2 separate regions of the Mus musculus genome follow, and region 1 is linked to region 2. The links are chromatin contacts, found by Hi-C or POLR2A ChIA-PET in ENCODE. All regions are on one chromosome and are shown on one strand. Each heading gives the region's core, a stretch centred on a gene start or an enhancer-like site at or near the end of the contact. The rest is flanking DNA. Distances are from core to core; before and after follow the strand shown. Region 1 holds the start of Nanp (N-acetylneuraminic acid phosphatase). Region 2 holds the start of Entpd6 (ectonucleoside triphosphate diphosphohydrolase 6).

What was found. A loop is a pair of places that touch in the nucleus more often than their neighbours do. ChIA-PET counts read pairs that join two places held with the same protein, here RNA polymerase II (POLR2A).
Region 1: a map of T-helper 1 cell shows a loop between it and region 2 (3-fold over the local background). The contact joins the promoter of Nanp here to the promoter of Entpd6 in region 2. A Hi-C loop is called at or near these places in 1 of 37 maps with a recorded cell type or tissue (T-helper 1 cell). POLR2A ChIA-PET finds 5 or more read pairs at or near these places in 2 of 5 experiments (Patski and embryonic stem cell).

Annotation. Positions count from the first base shown.
Region 1 is chr2:151,036,161-151,040,717 of GRCm38, forward strand. Nanp (N-acetylneuraminic acid phosphatase) reads right to left here and starts at 3,219. Exons shown (of 2, transcript NM_026086.2): 1 at 3,077-3,219. The coding sequence starts at 3,166.
Region 2 is chr2:150,746,779-150,751,060 of GRCm38, forward strand. It overlaps Entpd6 (ectonucleoside triphosphate diphosphohydrolase 6), which reads left to right and starts at 2,303. Exons shown (of 14, transcript NM_172117.5): 1 at 2,303-2,455.

The DNA of each region.
Region 1 (4,557 bases), core at 1,969-4,468, 290 kb after region 2:
AGACAAAGTTTGGAGCTGAGGCAAAAGGATGGACCATTTAGAGACTGCTGCACCCGGGGATCCATCCCATAATCAGCCTCCAAATGCAGACACCATTGCATACGCAAGATTTTGCTGAAAGGACCCAGGTATAGCTGTCTCTTGTGAGGCTATGCCGGTGCCTGGCAAACACAGAAGTGGATGCTCACAGTCTGCTATTGGATGGAACATAGGGCCCCCAATGGAGGAGCTAGAGAAAGTACCTAAGGAGCTGAAGGGGTCTGCAACCTTATAGGTGGAACAACAATATGAACTAACCAGTACCCCAGAGCTCGTATCTCTAGCTGCATATGTATCAGAAGATGGCCTAGTTGGCCATCATTGGGAAGAGAGGCCCCTTGGTCTTGCAAACTTTATATGCCTCAGTACAGGAGAACACCAGGGCCAAGAAGTGGGAGTAGGTGGGTGGGTGGGTGGAGGGTATGGGGAACTTTCGGGATAGCATTTAAAATGTAAATGAAGAAAATTTAAAAAAAATCTGTTCAATGAGGAACTATACATTCATGCCTTTTCCTCTTGACTATGAAAGTATATTGTAGTAGTCTGAATAAGAATGGCCCTAATAGGCTCATATATTGGATGTTTGGTTTTCAGTCAGTAGACAAGGAGGTGTAACATTGTTGGAAGAGATATTATCATCAGGAGTGGGCTTTTGAGTTTTCAAAAGCCAGGCCCGGTCTTGTTATCTCTGCCTCTAACTTGCAAGTCAGATGTGAGCTCTTGGCTACCCCTGCATGCTGGCTATCCTACTCCTCACCTCGGTGATCATAGCCCTACTTTCTGAAACTGTAAACAAGCCCCAAATTAAATGCTTTCTCTTACAAGCTACTTTGTCACAGCAAGAGAGCAGCAACTAAGACATATGCCTAAAAAGAATGGAAAACACTTTCCCATATGGTTCTTTAGAAAGTAAGGTTGATAGACTCCTTCACCAAGGCAAAGGCCAGACATCTTCCTAGCCCCTCAGAAATGATTCAAAATGGTATATGACAGCTGGCATATTACTTTGGGACAGGTCAAAATTTATAAGGAATGTTATATCCTTACAAGATAAAATGCTTACAGCATTTAATTTTGCTAATTTCATAGACCATTTATAAGTAAAGGAGGAGGTGAAAGAACCAAGACTGGAGATATGAATTCTTATGCACCATCCACTATTCATTCAGCATTTATTACATGTCAAACAAGGATAATTAAGATAGCATGTTCCCTTTCAGGAAACTCAGGATTCTGCTGTAGGTATGAGTTGCAAAAAATTAATGATAACATCCTCTGACAGGTGCAGTGAGGGATATCGGAAGTAAAAAATAAGGTACAAAATATAGGGGCAATGCCATGGAGAAACATTGTGGGGTGGTGGTGTGAGATAAGAGTCTTAATATGTTGTTTAGACTGGTCACAAATTCTGAAGCTCAAGGGATATTCTTGCCTTGTTTCCCAAGTCATTTTTTTTTGTTTTAAAAAGTAAAACCCAAAACTCACTGTGGCAGGGATATGAAAGATGAATTGGATGTGGTCAGCCTGGAGATAAGACTACAGCAAAAATTTACATTGGATGAGCCTTTTTGTCATTAAGGGGAGAATAAGCGAGACTGGGAGACAAGAGTGGATGGGGACGCAGTTCACTGAATGAGCGCTGGATGGTACAATCTTCCCATGTATGGCATGAAAGCTACCTGACAGTGTTATGCAGACTAATGCTCAAATTTACGAGGATCTGAGGCTAGGCATAGACAGGGGGTCTGCTGAGGCACCGAGTACTGGGAGAATTGTGATTCAAATGTGAGGTTTAATAGACCTACTTAACAAGAACCAGCCTAACACAAAACCTGAGTCTCAAAACACGGGCCTCAGCTGGATAAGAGCACCTGTTGAGTGTGCCCTGTCTGCAGTCTGAGATAATGGAGGCAGAACACACGGAAGTATGTAACGTGTGAGGGTGTCACAATGCACGGGGCAATCGACAGCGTGGAAATCTTCAGTTAAGACTGATTCCAAGTGTGGGGAGAAGTAGCTCAGGGGAGAACCTGTCTCGGATGGCGAGGAGGTAGGCTCAAACCTCAGAACCAAGAAAATAACACACACACACGCACACGCACACGCACATGCACACCCCAATTCAAAATACCTAGTGACGTTGGCACTTTGGGAGCCACCTAACCACTTGGCAAGCCTATTGTATTCTTGTGGCAGAGACAGAAGCTACGTCCCAGTGAGTGGATTTGGAAATACAGAGAAGAGAGCCCTGATGGAGACAACGGGTGGCAATTTTCCTTAAAACATAGCTGTGCAGAAAAGCACAGTCCAAGAGAGATGTAGGGTTAAAAAATTTTAAAGACCGACACGAACAAACTGTGGGTGCAATGCAGCAAGAAATGTGGAAGGTTTAAGATCCAGATAAACAAAAAACTACCTGAAGACGCATAAGACCCTTAGTATTGAAAGGGCAGGCATTTTTTTGTAAGTGGGCTTTCCACATCTGATACTCCTTCGGTTTCTCCTTGAAGCTGAAGGCAGGGGATGGAAAGTAGGGGTGGGTTAAGAGCAGGACTGGAAAAGGAAGATGTCCGACAGCATCTGTAGCTATAGCTAGGAGGGTGCAGATCAGCAATGCCTCACTAAAAGACTGCCCCCTCAGCATTTTATGTGCCGAGGGTCTCAGCACCAGAAAGCCCGGAAGGCCACAGGGAGGCCTGCAGGGAAAAAAAAAATGCTATGATGTAGGTTAAGTCCAGGCCCGCCTCTCAGAGTTATATAACTTCCTGGGCCAAAGCCTTGTCTGAGCCTCTTCCCCAAAACCCACCGCAGCCCATCTCGCGCGGGGCTGCAGCAAGAGGAGGGCGAGGGGTCTCGTCCCGCGCCGTCCGAGCCCGGGTGACCGCAGGTGGCGGCGACTCTGCAGTCGTGGCAGTTCAGAGTCCAGCACCCGGCCCCACGCGCGGGAAAGAAGCTCCACGGGCACGCAGCGGGGGGACTGAGGGTGCGGAGCGGAGTGCTGGCCCGGCAGGGGAGGGCGACGGCGCGGGGACGTTACCTCCAACATGCCTCTCCTGCTCGCCCCGGCCGTGTCGATGAGTGTGTTGTCCAGGTCAAAGAAGACCGCGCGGACCCGACTCAGCCCCATAGCCTCGGCAACCCAAGCAGCGCGCGAGCCGCTTCTGCCGCGCCGCGCATGCGCAAGGCGGTCAGGAACACCTGGGCGGAGTCTCGGAGGTCACCTGACCCTTCCAAAGCTCCGGGGTCTCCGTGGCAAGATCGCGCGAGATTCGGACACTAAATTTTATAGGGTGCGCGTGCACGAGAGGTGGATGAGTGTTATCAAGGCTTACTGCTGTGTGTGGGTGGATGGTCCTCTCCGTTAATGGCTTGGTGGGCTTGCTTAGGGCTGAGAAGGACATCCGAGCCGTACTGGAGAAACTCTCCAGACCCTTGGCTGGCCTGTCTTTCTATGGTGACCGCACAGTCTCCATCAGGAGATGGGGCAGGAGAGTGTGCCCACCAACCTCGGAACCTAGCTGCCCGGTGACTTTAGCGCTTCACTTCTTGCCCACAGCCTTGTAGGAACTAGAGCCTTCATCTGAACATCCTTTGAAAGATGCTTAGAAGAACTGAAGAGAAATGGGAGTCTCTGCAGTGTCTGCCGAATGGTTGTTCTTAAAAATGTGTATTTGTGTTTCTGTGTACGTGAGTGCCTGCAGAGGACAGACGAGGTCGTCCTGGAGCTGCAGTTGCGGCGGCTGTGAGCTGCCCACTGTGGGTGCTGGGAACTTGGGTCCTCTACAAGAGCAGTATGAGTTCTTAACCAGTGAACCATTTCTCCAGCTCCTTTCCCTCCATCTTTACTCATTTTTCTGAAACTCTGCAGCCCAAGTCTTGTGTGCCTATTAATTGCATGGTTTTCTGTAATTTCTAGCAAGGAACCGAGACTGTCTGTTAAGAACCCCACAAGATAAGTAACAAGGTTTGCCTTCTGTTGGTTGAAATCAACCTCTAATCCTTTTTTATTGATGAAATTTGGAGTCACTTTCACTAACCTGGAACTTATTGGGTCAGCCAATGCCACAGACCTGGTTCTGAGCTTTCGAATTAGGATTGGTTCTTACATTGTAAGTTATTCAGAGAAAATGAGAAAGTATTTCATAACATGTGAGAATTGATTAAATTTAATTGTCTATAGTTTCAGTTTTTGTTGTTTGTTTGTTTGTTTTGAGACAGTGTCACATTGAGTAACTGATTGGCCTGGAGCTAGCTGTGTAGACCATGCTGGCCTCAAATTCAGAGTGATTTGCCTCCCTCTGTCTCCCAAGTGCTAGTTCTCCCAAGTACCACCACATCTGGCTTGAATTAACTTCAACTAAGATCTTTGTCTATACTTGAATGATACTGGCTCCAAGTGGCTTCTGTTCATAGTGAACTGTACCCTACCTGGGTAATATATACAAATTGTGAAAAAATGGCTGGGCCTCCAGCCAGTCAGGCCCAAACCGCCAAAACTATGTAAGGTAAAGGCTGACT
Region 2 (4,282 bases), core at 1,053-3,552:
AAAGAAGTTATTTCACTTCGTGCTCCCCCTGAAATATGGTTAAGGAAGAAGGGAAGGAAGCCTGGGGAGAAGCCACTACTATGGGCAACGAGGGCTCATCCTGCTGTGGACTCTGTGAAGGGCAGACAGAGATATTTATCTACACTCAGTTAAGAGCTGCTATGAAGCATATGTACTGTCCACTGCTTACCACCTTGTCTCTGCCTAAACACACAGCATGGTAAGACTCAACAATCTACATCAAATGTATTTATATCCTGTAGATAAGCAGCCAGGGACCACAGCCTCCTAAGCACATAGCTAGCCATCCCCCTCTTCCATTAAGATCCAGAAAGGCTGCTAGGATAAAAAATGTCTCAACAGTACCTGCCATCTACTTGTACCTCAGAATTTGAAAAGCAGACCACTCTGGATTTTATTCGTTTATTAAGAGGACTCTTAATGTTCTGAACTAAAGCACTGGAGAAGACACTGTTTCAATAAGAACTCTTTCTCAAGCTCCCTCCTGCTCAAGATGTTGCCGAAGGTTGTTCCAAGACAACAGAGAACTTGGCTGTAGTTGCTTCTGGGAAAGTTAGCCTTTATCTCCTTTGCCATCTAGATTGTGCTGGCTGTCATAAGCACTAAAGAGAACTGCAAAGAAATGGCAGTCATAATGGGATCTCTTTACTACCATTAGAATGTCTATACCATAGGCAGGGTCAGGTTGTAGGCTCCTTATATGCAAATACCAGGTGCTGGGCAAGCACTATTGCTCAGAGCAGATGACATCATTTGCTCTTGGGAAGCTTACACTTCAGTAGTAAAACAGAGAACAAACTGTTGGGCATGACTTATACTGTGAAGGAAATACACAAAGAATGGTAGAGAATAGCTCGGAGAGGTCCACTGTAAATGAAACAGTCTGAGAAGGTGGCATTATGTTATTTTAAAAGTGAGAAAAGATCTACAAAAGGAAATGCCTGAGAGAATAGCTTTCCAAGTAGTGAGTATGACCACTTGTAAAAACTAAGACAAAAATTCTAGAGAATTTGAGAGAAGTATTGTGAAAGTGGAGAAGATGGTAAAAGATGTGAAGGCAGAAGACAGAAGCAGGGTCCTTACAGGTCCACGAACAAACTTCAAAACACTAGAAAATTAAGTCAAAACTGTGAGGTGCAGTTTTTCTACTACAAGTTAGCAAAGAACCCAGCGTTTGGAAGGACTCCACCGTTGAAGACGTGGGGAACCCATGCTTTCACACATTATTTGTAAGAGTGTTAATTAGTACAATAACTGAAGAGAAAATTGAGTCGTATCTCTGGAGTTGTATTCAAAGAGCATATAGTTTATCATAGCCAATTCCAATACTAAGACTCTCTCCCACAGCACATCCATAGTGAGTAGCAAGATAGTCAGTCCTTGGGATGCTGTAGTGCTATGTACAACAAAACAGCCAGGGAAGTGGGGAGGGGAGAGCTTTTAAGATCCGCCAAATAAGAGACCATATAGACTTCCGTTGTAATCAGATCTTGGTGGTTTTATTAAAGTGAGACAAGGCAAGGTCCAATGAGCTGCTCACATGCTGTTTACAATAGTTTCGCGGGACTAATAGCGATTGCCAACCCTACTCTCACACAGTATCCCCGCACTCTGTGGTTAGCATCCACCCACTCACTCCCTGAGTACCCCATCTTTTCATTAGAAATCCTTGCTTTTAGGCTTTCCCAGCCGATAGACAGGGATGTCCTCCAGGAACAAGACCAGTGTCCTGCACCCCAATGTATAGATGCCATCACGTGGGCAGGAAGAAGCGGAGTCCTGGTTCGGTGGGGAAAAGACAACTTGGGAGATATTCAGACAAATGAATTAGGGACATACATCCAGAGTCTCGCTGCAGTTAGGAGCTGACAACCTTGTGGCTTCTAGGAAGACATCAGAAAATATGGCCAAGGATAAAGGACGCTTGATAGCACCGCATTCTCTATTGTGAATGCATATCCTATCACGAATTCCCTTGAAAGTAAAAGAAGCAACTCGGGTGTGGAGGGATGCAGGAGGAAAGCCTACAGAAGGACGAGGTGATGGATGAGATTGAAGTAACTCCTACTCTAGTCAAGACAAGGCTCTGTTCCTCCCACACCTCAGGACTTGTTAGAAGGATCCAAGATAAGCAGGAGCTCCAGAGCCCCCTACTGGCAGAAAGAAAAATAAACACCCAAAGAGCACATGGCTATTGCGCCTGCGTGGCTGGCAAACGCCATGGCACACGCGCATCAACGCCGTCCTGCCCACCCGGTGACGCAAAGTGCACGTAGGCGGAGACAGCTTCTCGGCGTCTGCTGGGGTTTGCTTCCACGCGTTAAGGCTCTGTTGACGCGGACCGGCGCTGGAGAGCTGGGCGCGCGGTGTGTGGTCGCTGTCTGCCTCCGGCTACGCCACTACCTCTCCTGCGGGGCCGAGGGAGCCGTGCAGGGTAAGCGGGGCCAGCGAAATGTGCTTGGCCCGGAGGACTGACTACGGTTGGTCTCCCCACGCGCGCGAGGGACGGGGTTCCCCGTGGTGCAGTTCCAATGCCTGATACCTCCCTGGGCCCGGAGACAGCTCCGGGGGGAGGCCTCGGGGTCACTTGCGCTCTCGGTCCATTCAACTGGCTGTCTTTCCGACCCTGCTGCGTAGCCCTCGCACGTCTACAACACACCGTGGGACTCGTGAGCTATGCTGTAGGCCAAGCAGCAGGGGTCTCTGCCCGAGTGTAGCCCACAGCCCTGCCGCGTCCATTCATTCTGCTGGCTTGTGCTGACCCGCCCCCAGCAGAACCAGGCCCAGGCGCCTCCCCTTCTGCACTGGATAGCCCAACTGGGAGGCTCAGGAAACCGGGGAAACCCTGTGTTCTGATTGTGTGGAAGGTGGGAACGGTGGTGACATGGAAGAACTTACCAGGGGTCAGGGTGGTTCCACCTGAGTTGGTGTGTGGCCACAGGTGCTTCAGGTTAAAGGAGAGAGAAAGGTCCAGATGTAGACACCCAGAATGTAGGACAGGGAGTCAGTGAGAACACATTTTTATTTTAAAAGCATCAGGAAGTAATTGGTTTTGAGACAACATTGCTGAGTAGGTCACAGTGGACACAGCCCTTCACCCTGAGAGTATATCCCCCCCCCCCCAAAAAAAAATCAGTCACCTGAAAATACCTGGTCCTTTTGTGTCTCTGCAGATCCTGTGTGGTGAGGGGCGTAGGGAATGCTCATAGCCAGAATAGGAAACTCTCAGACAGTGAGGAAGGAGCTTCCCTAGGGAGAGGCAGAGGAATGTGATTACAGGATCTCTCCTGGGGTGCTGCAGAGCCATGAAGGGGGCTGAATACCTAGCGTTGAGGGGAGGTTTCCCCATCCCTGTTACCAGCGTTTTAACAATGTCCTTGAAAATAATGCAGCAAGCATAAAGGTAAGTCTGAATATTGCCCGCCCCCCTTCTCCTGCCCTGGAAGAAGTGTAGACTAAGATGGTGTGTATCTGAGTCCCATCTGGAGCCTCATGGACAGAACGAACCTGAGAGTTACACAGCTCTCTCTCTGTGTACTTAGGTCTGGAAGAACCTACTGGCCCATGCAGGCATAGCACCCTGCAAAAGAATCAGGAGGAGGCAGTCTTCACCGGACTGTTCATCTATCTATATCTATATCTATATACATATAGATATAGATATAGATATAGATATATGTGTTTTTTTTTCTTTCTACAACTACCAGGAGAAATACATGATGCTTTGTTAATATGCTTTATTTTTGGACACATGTGTAGCATGTGCAGCAGTCATTTCCCACATAGCTTGGTTCCTGTCTTTTAATGCAAACCTGAAAAGATCTGGCAGCTGCCAGTTTGAATCAGATGGAGCCTATTTCTGAGATCTAGCCTCCCCTCCTCGCTCGCCCTCTAACATTCTCTGACTCCCGCATCTACCTGACAGGAGGTGGACCTCCCCAAGTCACCTCTGCTTGCCTCTGTGTGCTGCTTCCTGTTCCGGTCCACTTCCTGCTCATTCTCCACTTGGCTGTAGTTCAAGCTGCTGCTTCTGCAAACGCTGTTCGGCAAAGTGCAAACTAAGGTTGAGCTGTTCTCGGTGAGCTTTTTGGGAGTCTGATCAGTATACCACCACTGGGTGTGAGACGTAGCTAGAGAAAAGTAGTCCTTCGTGCACTACCCCTTAGCTGTGGACAAACACTTCAACCCGACAGAAGAAAGTTGATGTTTGGAGTTGAGCCTCTGAAACATGGACACCCTGTGGACCAGTTTGTCTGGTTCT